2 separate regions of the Homo sapiens genome follow, and region 1 is linked to region 2. The links are chromatin contacts, found by Hi-C or POLR2A ChIA-PET in ENCODE. All regions are on one chromosome and are shown on one strand. The core of a region is the stretch at or near the end of the contact, and the rest is flanking DNA. Distances in the headings are between cores, read along the strand shown. Region 1 overlaps MAPK8 (mitogen-activated protein kinase 8). Region 2 overlaps MAPK8 (mitogen-activated protein kinase 8).

Region 1 (3,260 bases), core at 346-2,845, 75 kb after region 2:
CCCTCTTAAATGTTGCCTCTCCGTATCCTGTTGCATTTTTGTGTGCATTGTGTTTCTACTGATCTCTCTTAGGTTTTTACGGAATCAAAGGAAACTAATTTTTCCTTAATAGCAAGAAAGATGAAGAGGTAAAGGGCATTGAAGCAGAAATGTATAGTTTGGGGTACGATTAGAAAACTCGTAAGGAAAACAGAAGTCCTAATTTCAAACTGACTGCTCTTCGTTAAGTGCTCTTAAGGAGAGTCTAGTAACAGTAACACTTTCTGGCCATTTCTAGTTTAGATTCTCTTCGTTACTGAAACTTTTGAGAAATATTACCTGTGGATTAATTTTGCACAATGTTCTATTCTCATAATGACTTACAAATTAAACTAGGTTTTTATTGAACTACCTCACACTAATTTTCTATGCTTTCCCAAGTAAGCTGTTGCCCTGTTAGATCTTTACTGAGTGAATTATAAATGTGTGTTAAATACTTTCTAGCCAATGTTGACACAATACCAGTAAGTATGTAAAGTATATACCTTACATCAGTAAGAGACACGTGTAAAATCTTTGACTGTATGTCTTGCAAAATTGTGCTCGTTGACATTATTACTGTTTTTGTAAGTAGAAACCTGCTCGTGATATCGGTCCATTTACATTTTACAAAAGGAGTAAATCTTAGTAAAAATTTTACGAAGAAATAAATTACTTTTGTAGGCCCAATATTTGGTATATTTTTGAGAAGCTGTTAATCTTTTAGCTGAATAATGAAGTTAGACTGAATTACGTGTCTCCCTGGACTGTGACATCTATTTTCTCATTACAGTTTATCCTGGTCAGCAGGGTGTCACACCTGGAAACCTGAGTATGATAGCTGACATTTGCTTTTCTCCCTCTGCGATGTCATTCCTCCTCCATTCCTCTCCTTCCCTGTGTTCCGTTCCCTCTCCTTTCCTCTAGACAAAACAAAATGGGGCACTTTTTAGGGAATGCTGAGATCATTATTGTGGTTTTTCATCATTCATGCCCTAGTCATTAAACATGCACCACTGGAATGTAAACAATGTTATCTAGTATGTCAATTGGTTATAATATTTTAAATAAAAAAGAAAAAAGTGGTATGAAAATTATGAAATTAAGAGTTTTTTCATTGAAAACAAAATCTGTTTGTGGTAAAGTTTTTCTTGGCAATTTTAGGATTGTCCGTGGATTGGGATAAAAGGGGTCTTGCTAGGGCCGGTTTCTTAGATTTGGATTTTGTACAGATTGTAAAGAGCCTAAATGATCACGCTGATTATCTGGTTGATCTGGTCTTGGATTTCTGGTGTTTGAAATTGCTGGATAAACTTTATCTAAAAAAGGAACTTTGCTTCAATGCCCTTAACCTAGTTCTTGGTAGACATATGAGAGAACAGCCATCGTGACCACTTGGCAAAAATAAGTACTTAAAATTGGGGTCTGTTTCAAAACAAGCAAGAGGTTTTAGCTTTGACTGTTTCCAACTTTTGCCATGCTTATTTCCTCTTTGCCTACGTTGGGTCTGCTGCTGTGTGGGAATACAGGGTCCCTGCAGTACCTTCCCAGCCACTGTAATGACGCCACTCCGTCTTGCACAGTTCCTGCTCCAAATGACCTTTGTACCGTGCTGTCTGCCCTCACCTGAACTCACACTGCCCTCCTCTGAGGAGCGGAGAGGAAGGGGCTGATCTTTTAGCTGCCCGCTGCTGCTGGATCAGCTGCGTGGCAGCTGAGCTGTTTCATCACCGTCATAGAGAGGCCTCCCAGGAGAAACGGTAGCAGAAGCAAGTGTCAGAATGTTGGGAATAAACTTGTTTTTACTTTTTTTCATTTTCACCAGTTGTAAAGTGGAATAATTCATCCTCGTTAATTTAGGTACTTTTTTTTTTTCTTTTTCAGTATTGTTCCTGAAAAGGTCTATTAACTTGATCTAAGTGAAGATTGATTTGTAGTGATTTTGTGGTTTAAGAAAAATTTTTTTAGCTGTTAATGGTTATATACCAGTATTTCTTTGGACTTCATTTGAAACCAAAAGATACTTCAAATATGCTTTGTAAATTTTAGGTTTCTGTCTAACATGTACTTTACTTAATTTCATCCATTAATGGAAGCATATAAGTGACATAGAAGTGTGCCAGAAGCTGGGAGTAGGAAATAGAAAACGGATGACAAGAGTCTTGAAATGGTGTATATGGAGGAACAAGGACCTGGCCACAGGGATTGATTAGAGGAAATGAGAGGAGTTTCACAAAGAAACTGTGTTTTGACCCTTGGCATAAAGAAGGTTTGGAGAAGAGTATTCCAGGCTGAAGGAAAGGCAAGCAGATTTAAGTGAGTGCATGGGCAAGCAGTGAGGAACGGCCTGGCATGGGTGTAGGTACAGGGAGAAATGGGAGAGAAGACTGACACGCTGGAGTTTGGAATTGAAACAAGCTGAGGATCAGACCTGAAAATATCAAGAATTGCCTTTATTTTGTAGGTGATAGGAACCCATGGTAGTTTCTGAGGCGGAAAAAAAGTATTATGACCTGACCCTTGTTTTAGGATGGTCACTGCCAAGAGAAGCAAGTGCAGTTAGGCTGGAGGTGTGGACATTGGTGACTGATGGCCAAAGATAGCCAGTTGAGAGAAGGGAAGAAAGGGACTCATTTAGATGTATTGCCATGACATAGGTGAAGTCGCCAAGCTTAGCGTTTGGACCTGGGGGAAGGCTGAGCCTAGCGATTGGGCAGCACACAAGAGATGGTGCAAGGAAAATACATGCAGGGTGTTTTGCAATTTGTACATCTCAGTTTGAAATGTCCATGACAGAATGTATGTCAGGTATGGTATCAACTCCAACTTACCGCTCCAGGAGTGGGAGGAAGGGAACAATTGGTTTGCTCCCTCACCTGCCTGTAGACCTCTCTAATTGTAGTTTCTTTTCTTGTGAGGTCTGTGTTGTTTGCTTGTATGGCCCTTGCACTATTTTTGTTAGTATCATTTTGTGGACAGAGGAAGATAGTGGAAAGATTCCTGTTGGATATACCACTTTAGAGTTAACCTAGAGAAGTGCAAGTGGGGCCTAGTTCAAGTGAGTGGAGAAGCAGGTAGTGAAAAGGACTGAAAACTTGGATGGAAATGTAAAGAAGAAATCATGACAGTGTCTTGAGAGAAGTGAGGGGTAGACTGAGGGATCAGAAGAGTTCAAAGGGAGAAACCAAAGGCATTTTTTTTTTTTTTTTTTGAGACAGAGTCTCGCTCTGTCACCCAGGCTG
Region 2 (2,925 bases), core at 306-2,805:
GACGTTTTTCTTACAGAATTAAACTTACATTTTTCTCCATCCACTAGATGGCTCAAGTGCACCACTTTGGCAGCTCAGATTGATCCTTGCTTGCTTTGCTTGTAGTTTCTACTTTGAGTACTGTTTGCTTTTTAAAAACTGGATGAGCCCTTACCTGAACCTAGCTTTACATATATGTGATGGCAGATTTCCTCGCATTTTCTGATTATTTACAGACTTCTGAAAAGCTGGTGAAGTGTTCTTCATATCAGTAGTAAAAAGTGCATTACAGTGCTTAGAAGATTTTGTTTTTTGCTTTTAAGTTATTTTAGACTTTAATTCAATTGCCAATAATCTATTTAGATTTCTTCAAACTAGGCATGCAGTTAATAATTCATCCATTTCTTCCTGATTCATAGTCATTTGGAGTCATTTTCCAGCACATGGTGGTACCTCAGGAGTTTTTGAGGCACACGGGGCTATTTGCTTCAGTTCTGTAGTAATATTTATTTAGTGTTTTTGTGCTTGGAATTGTATGGGGCAGTGGAGGGAAATACCAGGATGACTAAAGAGGATATTTTCATCAGCAGGGAGCTCACTGCGTTAATTCGTTTCCTTAAGTTTCCTTTTTTATTATTTTTTATTTTTATTTTCCCTGAAAGCACACATTGGTATCTTGAGTTTTTGAAGCCAAATAATGAGTATAATGAAATGGCTCATTAGAGCTTATGTTTGTAACCAACCCTGAGGAGAATTTTGTTTTTGACATTGACCCTGTTGATATTGCCTGAAAAAATTTAAAAAAAAAAACTGAATTCTTTAGAAATATTTTATGCTTATGGCTTTCTGTTTTGAGTTAAGTAAAAAGGAAAAGGAATTAAGATTTGTTGAATGCTTATCATGTGCCAGTTTCTTACTTAATTTGATGCTCTCAATAATTTGGAAGACAAGTACAAATATCTCTATTTACAGATGAAGAAACTAAGGAATCAGAAGTTGCCTAGGATCAAAGAAACAGTAAGTTAGAGAGGCAAACTCTTTGTGATATCAAGGGTTGTTTTTTATTTTTTTGCCCAAGAGAAAATAATTATTTTCTGAAATGGCAGAAACATTTGTAATATCAACTAGTTGGATACTTTCATATCCTAAAGACAGAAAACTCCAAACAAAGGATTGATTGCCTCTCACAGTTGATCTTTGAGATTATAAACAAATATTCTTGCCAAGCTAGAGCAATCAGTCATACTGGTATCTCTTTTACAGATACCTTTAGAATGACAGCAAACACTATAAAATTGATTTTTCCAGAGAAAGTGTTTGCACCTAATAATCTTATTTTTCAGGAATAATAACTGAATTATTTCATCAGTTTGAAAATATAGTGTACGATTTAAAGGAGAATGGCAAGTTATTGATGTAAATACACATTATTTACAATATTATAACTAGATTACATTACAAATATTGTAACAACAATTTGTCTTTATAAAATCCCCTTGATTTCTCTTTATTGTTTAAGAGTCCTTGCAGCTAAGCCGTGTAAAACAGGAAATATGGCTGTTTGCCAGTGTTCTTAAGGAAGCAGGAGTGAAGTAAAGCAAACAATACAAAAGGGGTTTGTTTAAAGGATGTACTTAATTTCTGTGTGGCTGTGGTATCATTTTTCTGGCTCTGTTGTCTTTGTCCTTTTTCACTGCAAAGTTGAAATTGTACTTTCACAACTATTAAAACAAAAATAACCAGTAATGCGAACTGAACCCAAAGATATCTAAGATAAATATCCTCCCATGACTGTAAATTTGTATCCTCCATATCACCTTAGAAATTTTCGTATGCATTGACTAGATTTATTGCTATTTTTGTTCTTTTTTTATGTATTATCAGATATTGCCGTCAGTACTATTACCGCATTTACACAATGTTGCCTTGTGTGGAAATTCTAAACCTTTGCTAACTCTTGGTAACCAAAATAACGATAAACTAAAGAGATTATTATCCCATCTTTTGAGAGAAATGTAAAATTATTCATTTGTCTATAAAGAATCTTTGACAAAAGTATTTTTTAAAGCATATTGAATCCTAGCCATTTTATTATTATTAGCTGTGTACCTAAATGATATTTTAGATATGAGTATAAGGAAGACAAACTTTAGGTTGTCAAAGAATGAGCATGTCTCATGTGTTACAGTCATGGCATGACAGTTGGATTACAATTATCTCTTGATGAATCAACTTCATCTAAACCTTAATTGCATATTAAATTATTTAGTCATTTCCTGATTCAGTAATGAGAAGTCAGAATATATAGTAATTTACTGGGTAGCATGTTACATGCCATAGTTTGCGGAATGTACTTGATCAGTAAAGTCCACAGTAAATCAAAGACAAATGAGAAAATTCTTTTAGAATTCAGTTTTTTTTTTCTTAATTTGAAGTCACTTTAAATGCTCTTATGTAATAAGAAAAGAACCCTAGGTATATTTAAATACTTAACCTGCTATAACTTTTTGTTGGAAAGGAGGTAGATTTTTTTTATGAGTATTTTTTTCCTATGGGAAAAAAAATAACTTTGGTGATGCAGTATGCCTTTATCTGTGTATTGTTAAAAACTAAACTAAACAAAAAAAACCCCTAAGAACCTTTAAACTTAACAAAGTTTATTTGAGCAGGAAAAAGGTTCTAGAAGCAGACAGCACTCTAAGATGGTTCAGAATACTACCACTTACAACTGGTGAGCTGTTCTAATAACAGGGAAAAATAGGAAATGTCATACAGAAATTACCTGATTGGTGCAGGTTGGTGTTTGCCTTATTTGGGCATAATCTAGCAGCTTTTAACCTGGGATTGGCTGAGACTCAGATGTGTGGTTATAAGGGTATACTCCTAAGTTAGGTTATAACTTGTTTACACATCAAGCTAGAGTACAGTTAATAGTGTATGGAGGCA

The links. A loop is a pair of places that touch in the nucleus more often than their neighbours do. ChIA-PET counts read pairs that join two places held with the same protein, here RNA polymerase II (POLR2A). Pooled maps may share reads with other maps.
Region 1: a loop to region 2 is called in a map of PC-3, with 5 times the contacts of the local background. The contact joins two enhancer-like sites. A Hi-C loop is called at or near these places in 12 of 168 maps with a recorded cell type or tissue (A673, Caco-2, Calu3 and 8 more), 4 of 37 single-sample maps with no recorded cell type and 12 of 50 pooled maps. POLR2A ChIA-PET finds 5 or more read pairs at or near these places in 2 of 52 experiments (AG04450 and MCF 10A).

Annotation. Positions count from the first base shown.
Region 1 is chr10:48,438,241-48,441,500 of GRCh38, forward strand. MAPK8 (mitogen-activated protein kinase 8) reads left to right here. Exons shown (of 12, transcript NM_001323329.2): 12 at 1-1,120. It also overlaps a transcript of ARHGAP22 not described here. Among named protein-coding and RNA genes, the nearest start is that of ARHGAP22-IT1, 72 kb to the right of the region's middle. RefSeq lists a silencer at 1,446-1,740 and an enhancer at 1,446-1,740. Within about 2 kb of position 1,596, at least 4 of the 41 ENCODE cell types and tissues checked have a DNase peak (open chromatin) inside an H3K27ac peak, as active enhancers do.
Region 2 is chr10:48,363,661-48,366,585 of GRCh38, forward strand. The region is part of intron 1 of MAPK8 (mitogen-activated protein kinase 8); the gene reads left to right. Among named protein-coding and RNA genes, the nearest start is that of MAPK8, 58 kb to the left of the region's middle. Within about 2 kb of position 1,556, at least 4 of the 41 ENCODE cell types and tissues checked have a DNase peak (open chromatin) inside an H3K27ac peak, as active enhancers do.